Regions from separate parts of the Homo sapiens genome. Here region 1 is linked to region 2. A link is a loop called in an ENCODE intact Hi-C map of the cell type or tissue named here. Cell type or tissue: CD14-positive monocyte. All regions are shown on one strand. Each heading gives the region's core, and the rest is flanking DNA. Links, peaks and the distances in the headings are about the cores only.

The links. Peaks named below come from ENCODE experiments on the same cell type or tissue, not always from the same donor. Only the 100,000 strongest peaks of a DNase experiment are listed, where the experiment ranks them.
Region 1: it touches region 2 in a loop (4-fold over the local background); 8 of 110 quality-filtered maps call a loop at or near these places.

The regions. Positions count from the first base shown.
Region 1 is chr12:116,282,361-116,287,738 of GRCh38, reverse strand. No RefSeq gene overlaps it. Among named protein-coding and RNA genes, the nearest start is that of MED13L, 7.4 kb to the right of the region's middle. In CD14-positive monocyte, for the core only: no CTCF peak of the experiment used is centred there; DNase peaks (open chromatin) are centred at 3,118 and 5,068; H3K4me3 peaks cover 2,719 bases; H3K27ac peaks cover 3,641 bases.
Region 2 is chr12:116,329,342-116,334,719 of GRCh38, reverse strand. No RefSeq gene overlaps it. Among named protein-coding and RNA genes, the nearest start is that of MED13L, 54 kb to the right of the region's middle. In CD14-positive monocyte, for the core only: no CTCF peak of the experiment used is centred there; DNase peaks (open chromatin) are centred at 359, 639 and 2,669; H3K27ac peaks cover 1,124 bases.

The DNA.
Region 1 (5,378 bases), core at 181-5,180, 47 kb after region 2:
GTTTATATGTTCAGTAACCGTTGTGAAATGCTGGTAGCAAATCCCCATAACACAACTTGCTAACATTTACAGAACCTGTTGTGATTAAGTGGGAAGCAAGCTACTGAAAAATCTACAACAAGAAGTCAGCAAAGTAAGATCAAGAGACTATAAAGTAAACAATATATAGAGAATGAAATGTAATTTATTTCCTTGGGGAAGCGATCTGTACCGACAGCAGCAACAGAGTGACTCTATACACAAACTCCATTTCCATCCACGATAGACTCTTGCAGTCAGCGCATCTGAAAATAGAGAAATTGTGCTCACAATTTAAAAAACCAATTGATGATGATTCTCCAACATCCTAAGAGTTTGGCAGTCCACCTTTTTTTTTTTTTTTTTTTTTTTTTTTTTTTTTTTTTTTTTTTTTTTTTTTGAGACGGAGTCTCGCTCTGTCACCCAGGCTGGAGTGCAGTGGCATGATCTCGGCTCACTGCAAGCTCCGCCTCCCGGGTTCACGCCATTCTCCTGCCTCAGCCTCCCATGTAGCTGGGACTACAGGCGCCTGCCACCACGCCCAGCTAATTTTTGTATTTTTAGTGAGATGGGGTTTTACCATGTTGGTCAGGCTGGTCTCGAACCCCTGACCTCGTGATCCACCCGCCTCGGCCTCCCAAAGTGCTGGGATTACGGGCGTGAGCCACCGCGCCCGGCTTGGCAGTCCATTTTAAGAAGGGAAAACTGAGACCCAAGCAGGAGAGGTGAGCTCCCCTGCTTGCATCACCTTTGATGAGAATTTAGTACCCACGTGACTAGAGAAGCCCAAGAAACCTGTCACTGGGGCAAAGGGAAGACAAAGGGATGACTTGAATTTCACGTGTGGTGTTTTGTTTTTGTTTTGTTGTTTTTTGAGATAGAATCTCGCTCTGTTGCCCAGGCTGGAGTGCAGTGGTACAATCTCGGCTCAGCAACCTCTGCCTCCTGGGTTCAATGCCTCAGCCCCCCGAAGAGCTGGAATTACAGTCATGCGCCACCACGCCCGGCTAATTTTTGTATTTTTAGTAGAGATGGGGTTTCACCATGTTGGCCAGGCTGGTCTCAAACTCCTGGCCTCAAGTGATCCGCTCGCCTCAGCCTTCCAAAGTGCTGGGATTACAGGTGTGAGCCACTGCGCCTGGGCAGGGGTGCTTTTAAATAAAAGATCTGTTGCAGAAAGCAAGATCTGGCCCCGGGGGCAGGGACCCAGCCAGCAGGAAGCCAGTACACCTGTGCTTGAGAACAAGAAATGTCTTCTTGGCCGGGTGCGGTGGCTCAGCCCGTAATCCCAGCACTTTGGGAGGCCGAGGCAGGCGGATCACAAGGTCAGGAGATCGAGACCATCCTGTGAATGGCGAAACCCCGTCTCCACTAAAAATACAAAAAAAAAAAACATTAGCCGGGCTTGGTGGCGGGTGCCTGTGGTCCCAGCTACTCGGTAGGCTGAGGCGGGAGAATGCCGTGAACCTGGGAGGCGGAGCTTGCAGTGAGCTGAGATTGCGCCACTGCACTCCAGCCTGGGCGACAGAGTGAGACTCTGTCTCAAAAAAAAAAAAAAAAAAAAAAAAAAAGAACTGTCTTCTCAGGCCTGAGGACTCAAGGTGCCAGAGAGTTTGGAGGAACTGTGTGTGATCCCTGGAGGATGGTGGCCTTTGTCTAACATGCCAGGACCTGGATATGGGTACTCAAAGAGGAGTATTGCCAGGGTAGGGTGGCTAGATCAGTTGCCTTCCTACCCATCCAGACCTTGCTGAAATCCCTAATTAAGGCCACCGTTAAAGAGACATTTGTCTTCCTTACAAAGCCCCTCTGGGAGCCTGGGCGCTTAGACCTGGCCTGGGGCATAGAAAACAGAAAGGGTGAGATGTTCTGGCAGAGTTGGCAGAGAAGTTGGCATCTTCCCTACCAGAGTGAGACCTGGCTCAGGGCCACCTGGACAGCCCCTTACTTTCATGAGCCTTGAACTCACACTTACACACCCCTGGAGAAAAAAAGTTAGAGAATCTACACCTCATGAACACTCTCCTTTTCTTTTCTTTTCTTTTTTCTTTTCTTTTCTCTTTCTTTCTTTCTTTCTTTCTTTCTTTCTTTCTTTCTTTCTTTCTTTCTTTCTTTCTTTCTTTCCTTCTTTCCTTTATTTCTTTCTTTCTTTCTTCTTTCTTTCTTTCTCTCTCTTTCTTTCTTTCTTTCTTTTAAAAGACAGAGTCTCATTCTGTAACCCAGGCTGTAGTGCCATGGCACGATCTCACTCTCTTTTCTTAAAAATGATTTTGTTCCCCTAAAACCTGAGTTGGCTGTTGTACATTGGGACCATTCAGGTTTCTGGTGTATGTGTGTGTGTGTGTGTATATATATGTCTGTCCAGAGAAAGCAGAATTTAGTTCCAGGTGACACATTTCACCACCTGTGATGGCCATAGCCTGCAATGTGTAAGAAACTTAGTGGAGGCCAAAAAAAGTATAAATATAGAAATATAGTTCACCCCTTTTTTGGTCAAACAGCAGCAGTGTCATCAAAGAAAAATATCAGGGGACACTGTTCAGAACTTCCTTAGGCTTTATGATGGGCTATTTGAAAGCAATTCATTGTGGGCTACTAGAATCAGCATTACCCCAGGCAAAGAGGCCTTCTTAAGTGTACAAAAGGTGTAGGCAAAATGCCACTAAATCCAGTTAAATTAATCTCATTGGAACTGCTAGCAACTCAAATAATTGCTTAAATTACTTCTTTGGTGGTGTTTCTTGGAGTTCGTCCTCCTCCTTTGTTTTATAAAAAGGAGCTCTGGAGGTTAATGATAAAGCTGACATGTATTAACACTTACTATGTATCAGGCAGGTACCAAGTGCTTTGTGTACAGTAACTCACTGAATGGCCACAATAGTTCTAGGAGGCTGGTATGAACATGACCTTGCTTTAGGGATGAGAAAAGCCAGGTACAGAGAGTTTAAATCACAGCCCAAGGTGGTCAGAAGAGTAATGGCAGAGCTGGGATTTGAACCAGGTCTTGTCCAGCTCTAAAGCACTTGCTCTTACTCATGCCTCAACCAGTGACCTGCAGACACTGCCTCTCCAAATCGGCGATAACTGCTGTTGTTTTTACTTCATCCTCTATACTGTCTTAGGGGAGAGGTTGGAACAATTAGGAAATCCTTAGTGGTTATGAGCAAAACTGTTATTGCCCAAGACAGCGTAGCTCGATTGGTATAAAACCATTTAAGAGGAGACTTGAAACATCTCAACTTAAAAATTGAATTATGAAAGGGAATGAAAAGTATCAGCCTACCGCATGAAAGATGTTCAGAAAATCTTTATGCAATTATGGAATGAATTATCTTGTCCATGCCAGGAGAGAGTGACCAAAGACCAGGTTCTGTCATTGTGCCAAGCTTCTTATTGGTCTCATTGGAACTGAACTTGGTTCTCTTTTGTTTTAAGCTGCTAACAGCAAACAACTCAAGAGGAAATGCAGATGGTTGCAATGCCTAAGAGAAGATCAACCTCACTAGAGTTTCAGGGAAAGCAAATGCAGGCTGGGCACGGTGGCTCACATCAGTAATCCCAGAACTTTGGGAGGCCGAGGTGGGCGGATCACTTGAGGTCAGGAGTTTGAAACCAGCCTGGCCAATATGGCAAAAACCCCTCTCTACTAGAACTACAAAAATTAGCCGTGCGTAGTGGTGCACACCTGTAACCCTAGCTACTCGGGAGGCTTAGGTAGGAGAATCTCTTGAAGCCAGGAGGCGGAGGTTGCAGTGACCCAAGATCACATCAGTGCACTCCAGCCTGGGTGACAGAGCGAGATTCTGTCTCAAAAAAAAAAAAAAAAAAAAGCAAACAAACGATACCATTTTTTCACCTATCAGGTTGGCAACAATTTTAAAAGATTTGGCAACATCCAAATGCTGGCAAAATTGTAAGGAAGTGTACACTCTTCCTGTATAGCTCCAGGGACTGTGAAATGTGAATTGCTGCAACCTTTGGGGGAAAGTCTTCTGGCTGTATTTATTAACAATAAAAACACACATTTATTAACAATAAAAAAGCAATCCTATTTTGGGGATTTTATTCCACAGGAATAAAACTGTCGGTACATAAGGATATATGGATAAGGCTATTTATTGCACCCTTATTTAAAGTAGGAAAACACTGGAAAATCCCTGAATGTTCAGGAATAGGGGAATAATTGATAAATTATGGCACAGATGTTCTATGAAACATTACACAACTAATAAAAGAATGAGTTAGATGCAGATATATAGGTCTAGAGGTGTATTTGTGACAAACTATTAAGTGGAAAAAGCAGATTGCAAAGTAATATATGTGACACGATCCCATTTTCATAAAAAGTAAAAAAAAAAAAATTCCCTTAGAAATGTGTCTTTAAGTTGTGTTGGTTGGTATGAGTCTGGAGGAAAGAGAGTGATTATCTACAACCACGTGTGAACTTTGGTTATCTCAGTGGGGTAGAGGGAAGAGTATTCCCCTTTTCTTGGTATATTTTTATAGCTGGCATTCTGTACTTTTGTCATTTGCAATGAAATAAATCCAATAAAGTTTAGGTTATACAGGGAAAAACCCTTCATGTGATATGACTGGGTGATGCTCCTTCCTGTATAAGAATGCACAAGTGGCTGTGAGGGTTATAATGTATTGATCACCACCTTTGGAGTCAGGCACTGTGCTAAGAACTTTCCCTGAGCTATCACTCTGGGAGGTCAATGCACAGGAAGAAATGAGGGTCACAGGGGTTAAATGACCTGCTCGAGGCCGCACAACTAGAGCACGACAGAGCGGAGATTGGAACCCAGGTGTCTCTTATTCTGAAGCGACATTCTTAACTCCTGCAAAATGCTCCCACACTGCAGCTCTGGCAGCTTCCTGCGGTCTTTCTAATAGATGGTTCCTCCTCTGGTCATATTTTTGCTTCCATTTTCTCTCTGCCATTACATTTAGTAACCATGAAAGGGAACTAACCTGTCGTTCTAAGACCTGGGACTTCAGTTGCCCGCTGGGCAGCAGGCAATCTCACAAATGGGGAAACCAAGTCATGAGGATGGTTATCAGGTGCCTTCCACAGAGGGAACTGGACTGCGACAGAGGGAACTGGACTGCGACGTCTGTGAGCTTTGTTCCTTGCTGCTTCCTGTTAGTCAGTTGATGGTTTTGTTTTGTTTTCTTTTAATCTTATCTCCTGAGGTTTCTCATCAACTCCCATTGCTTTCTCTATTGAGTAAGAATTCTGTGGATCTTTATCAGTAATTTCAACCGTGCAGTGTCAAAGAATTTCACTGCTAGAAATGATCTGAAAGATCACCCGAGTTGCTGTTTTCACACACGAGGAAACTGAGGCCCTGAAAGTT
Region 2 (5,378 bases), core at 292-5,291:
GAAGTTGCAGTGAGCCGAGATCGCGCCACTGCACTCCAGCCTGGGTGACACAGCAAGACTACAACTCAAAAAAAAAAAAAAAAAAAGAGCAAGCTGTAGAAATTATGAACAATACACCATTTCTGTAAGGTTAGTTTTGAAAATCTTTGGGCAACAGGGTAGAGTGGAGGAATAATATAGTGATTAAGGCCAAGGCTTTGTGCTCAGACAGATAAAAGTTGAATTCTTAGCTCTGGTACTTAACAGCTTGAATACTGTGAGCCTCAGCTTATCCATCTGTGAAATGGGACTAGGACAGCGACTATCTAACACCTAGGGCATGACACTTATTAAACAGATGTTCCTAACTAGAATGTTGGGCAATGAACAGTATGTATGTGTGTGTGTGTGTGTGTGTGTGTGTGTGTGTGTGTGTATGTTAGCTCACTGTGGGTGCTTTCTTGATACATTCAATTCTTTCTCAATTAGGCAGGTATTGCTATTGTAATTAGGAACAAAGTCATTAACATAAAAAATAAAAGGCATAATAGTTTAGAGAGGAACCCCAGGAATATTATTCAACATCAGAAATGTCATCAGGACAGAAGGAATGTCAACTGTGTGCTAATTTGCCACGCAAATTTTGCTCTCGGAGTCGTCTGTTTCAAATCATGTTGTGGCATTTCTGTTCCTCTTTTTCTTAAGGACTTGTTCCAAGAATTAAAACAATTTTTTTTCTTTAATAAAAGAAAAAAGGAAAACCCCCAAACTTCAAGCCATGTGGGTGAGTGCAATTTGCAGAAAATATTTCCAAAATGTTGTAGCCAATATAGGCCATGTTTTAAACCTCAGATATCTAAGCAAATATCTAAGTTTTGCTTATAAACCATATGAAGTCCCTCAGTTTGGTAACACCTTGCTTGTTGGAAATTATTTAGAGGGAAGGTTCCAGGGACATTCATTGGTTTTGCCGGCCCAGTCTCCAATCCCCCTCACCTCCCAATCCCATCATCTGGCATCTGAACCTGGATATTTATCTGGGAAACTACCTCCTTCCATCTAGAAGCGTGATTCAATGGGGCCCACCCATGTCTTGGTTTGACTCAGTTCTGACCAATAAGACTATTACATTGTTCTGGCCACCAGGATTGGCTCGAGGGTGGGCATGTAACCCAAGCTAAGGCAATCAGAGTCAAGGAATCTTAGCCCTGGGATTCTTGCTAGAGTTATTGACAAGTAGATGCTCTCTTTCCACTGGGGCGCTAGGTGATGGTGTACGAGGCTGAAACTGCTAGAAACAGTTTTAACACCATTTAGAGAAAGCCTGCTTAAGAATGGAACAAACACAAAGGAAGAAAAGCCAAGAAATGGACACAGTCAGATTCCTGCTGATAGCCTTTAAGCACAGAGTTTCAGCCATGCCTAATGCTCGAAAACACTCCTCTCTGTGTAAGCCAATTTGAATTGGTTTTCTGTTGCTTACAACTGAAAACGTCCTGACTACTACAGAAGATCAGTCTGAAGTGGCAAAAACATTAATTCCATTATATGTTCCAAGAGCCAACAGTGTGTACAGTATTTCAGGTGCTAATGACTCATTCAGTGTCTCTTAAGTGGAGCTCCTCCAGAACTGGCTTCAGAGGACACCTAAGAGCCCTTTGTAATTAGCTCATTAAAGGAGCTCTGGCAAAGTGGTTGTCAACTTGCTTGAAAACAGTCATCTTGGCTGGGCGCGGTGGCTCACGCATTTAATCCCAGCACTTTGGGAGGTCGAGGCGGGTGGATCACCTGAGGCCAGGAGTTCAAGACCAGCCTGGCCAACATGGTGAAACCCCATCTCTACCATAAATACAAAAACAAATTAGCTGGGCGTGGTGGCGCATGCCTGTAGTCCCAGCTAATCAGGAGCCTGAGGCAGGAGAATTGCTTGAACCCTGGGGGTGGAGGTTGCAGCGATCCGGGATCAGGCCACTGCACTCCAGCCTGGGTGACAGAGGGAGACTCTGTCTCAAAAACAAAAAAACAAAAAAACAAAACACAGTCATCTTGAGTAGGCTAAGCCTTTCCCTTGCTACCTCAAATACATGATATGGCTTTGCAAAACGTTTTTCAGCGTTAGCACAAATATAGGCCTACATTCAACCTCTGGCCCAATTAATACAATTCTCACTAAAACGTTTAACCCTTTATTTGTAATCCTTTTACCCGAGCAGAAACAGTAACAGAAACAAAACATTGCAAAGAGGTTGTATTTTAGAGAGAGTGAGAGAGACCAGCCACTGTTATGCTTCATAATGGGTTCTACGGATAATGGTGAAGCTATTTATATTTCATTTTATTATCCTGTTTCCACCCCTTTTGCTGTGTTTAAGAAGCTATAGATTGCCTCTAAATGCTGAGTTCCTGGGCAGTTGTTCTTTTTCTTTTGTCAAAATGTTTTAAAGGATAGTCAACAATCGAAGAAGTCAATTCAAGTTGAAGCGAGCCTTTATTGAATTCCCAGTGATCACAGGTCAGGGCCAGACCTAGAGAAGATGAAAAGATGAGGAACCCTAATTCAAGTTTCCTGGAGATCACTGTCTGGTTAAGGAGATAGGAATGTGGTGTAGTGTGGTAGGCCTAGTCTATCTGCATTCAAATCATGGTTCTGTCACTCTAACCAGGTCCTTGGGCAAGTTCCTGAATCTCTCTGTGCATCCGTTGCTTCATCTGTGAAATGGGAAGGATAATGATAGTACCTACCTAATAGTCATGTTCTGATGACTAAATGAGTTAGTACACAGGAACTTCACAGAAGAATGTCTAGCACTCAAAAAAATGTCAAAGTTGTCTTTCTTTCTTATTTTAATCTGTGTCTGGTTTTGATGTTTCCCCAATACTTCTCAGGTATACCTTGGGATCCAAAATCAGCATGGTGATTTTTGGCGATGGTCACTGTGATGGTTAATATTAATTCTCAACTTGATCGGATTGAAGGATGCAAAGCATTATTCCTCAGTGTGTCTGTTAACATCTGACTGGGAGAGGCGGACCCAACCTCAAACTGGGTGGGCACCATCTAATCAGCTGCCAGCACGGCTAGGATAAAAGCAGCCAAAAGAACATGGAAAGACTAGACTGGCTGAGTCTTCCAGCCTCATCTTTCTCCTGTGCTGGATGCTTCCTGCCCTGGAACATCGGACTCCAAGTTCTTCAGCTTTTGGACTCTTGGACTTACACCAGTGGTTTGCCAGGGGCTCTGGGACCTTTGACCATAGACTGAAGGCTGCCCTACTGGCTTCCCCACTTTTGAGGTTTTGGGACTCAGACTGGCTTCCTGGCTCCTCAGCTTGCAGACGGCCTCTTGTGGGACCTCACCTTGTGATCGTGTGAGTCAATACTCCTTAATAAGCTCCCCTTTATATATACATCTATCCTATTAGTCTTGTCCCACTAGAGAACCCTAATACAGTTACATATATCCCAAAATTCCCTCACAAATCCCATAGGAAGCAGCCACACTGGCCATCCATAGATCATTTCTAAATACAGTAAGTCCTGCCCAGCCAGCTGATCCCACGTTATTATTTGGTTGCGAACCAGATGAAGCTATTTCCTTGTATTTAGAGGTCAAATTGTAGGAGAAATGTTAATCTTTCAATATTGTAAAAACATGCATAAACACTGGACTCCTACTTAGGGCAGCAAAGGGCCACATGGGAAAAGAAGCTGGTGATTCCTGAGACTGGTGAAGGATCAGCCATCTGCAGCTGCCACCCTAACCTCACCCTGGACATGCTCCCATTCCACAGCCTGCAGAAGCAAACTGCCTGTACTTATATTATGCTTGCTTTCTCTTCACAAGCATACGTGACTGAGTCCGTGTACATTAAAGGCTTATGACAATTTTCTGTGTTTAATTTTTTTTCTTTTTTCTTTTTTTTTTTTTTGGAGACAGAGTCTTACTCTGTCCCCCAGGCTGGAGTGCAGTGGTGCCATCTTGGCTTACTGCAACCTCTGCCTTCCGGGTTCAAGCAATTCTTGTGCCTCAGCCTGGGATTACAGGCATGCACCACGCCTGGCTAATTTTTTGTATTTTAGTAGAGACAGTGTTCCACCAGCTTGCCCAGGCTGGTCTCAAACTCCTGAGCTCAGGCAATCCACCCACCTCGGCCTCCCAAAGTGCTAGGATTACAGTCATGAGCCACCGAACCCGGCCCAATTCCCTATATTTAATTCTGCTTCATATTAAGACAGTTTGGAAATGGTAGACATCGGGCCACATTTGGCATCTGGGGTTCCCAACCCACTTTTACCTGGTAAAAATGTTAAAAAGTATGAGAGCTGGAGTTCCAAGCATGAGACTTGAGTCCAAAGCCTGGAACCACAGTTTACCAGGGGGTGACCCAGGGCTGGTCACTTCATCTCCTTCAGCGTTAGTCTCTTCCTATGAAAAAGAGGATCTTGAAAATATTCACCACCGACAGTTGCTGAGAGATGAAGATTAAGTGCACATAGTTGTTAGATTTTAAGTGCATTCATAGCCAGGTGTGGTGTCTCACACCTGTAATCCCAGCACTTTGGGTGTCTGAGGTGGGAGGATCCTTGAGGTCAGGAGTTTGAGACCAGCCTGGGCAACATAGTGAGAACCCATCTCTACAAAAAATAAATTAAAAAAAAAACTAGAGGCCAGGCGCGGTGGCTCACACCTGTAATCCCAACACTTTGGGAGGCTGAGGCGGGTGGATCATGAGGTCGGGAGATCGAGACCATCCTGGCTAACACGGTGAAACCCCATCTCTACTAAAAAATACAAAAAAAATTAGCCAGGCGTGGTGGTGGGTGCCTGTAGTCCCAGCTACTTGGGAGGCTGAGGCAGGAGAATGGCGTGAACCCAGGGGGTGGAGCTTGCAGTGAGCTGAGATCATGCCACTGCACTCCAGCCTGGGCAACAGAGCCAGACTCCGTCTCAAACCAACCAACCAACCAAACAAACAAACTAGAATCGGCCGGGCGTGGTGGCTCACGCCTGCTATCCCAGCACTTTGGGAGGCCTAGATGGGCGGATCACCTGAGTTTGGGAGTTCGAGACCAGTCTGAACAATATGGAGAAACTCCATCTCTACGAAAAATACAAAATTAACCAGGTGTGGTGGCGTGCGCCTGTAGTCTCAGCTACTAGGGAGGCTGAGGGAGGAGAATTGCTTGAACCCAGGAGGCAGAGGTTTCAGTGAGCCGAGATTGTGCCATTGCACTCCAGCCTGGGCAACAGGCTAAAACCACGTCTCAAAAAAAAAAAAAAACAAAAAACTAGAAAGTGCATTCACGTATTATTTAGTATCTCGACAAATTTAGCATGGTACCAAGGTCTAAGTGAGTCTAAGAGACTAAGTCTAAGGGTTTAAGTCAGTCCCTGACCT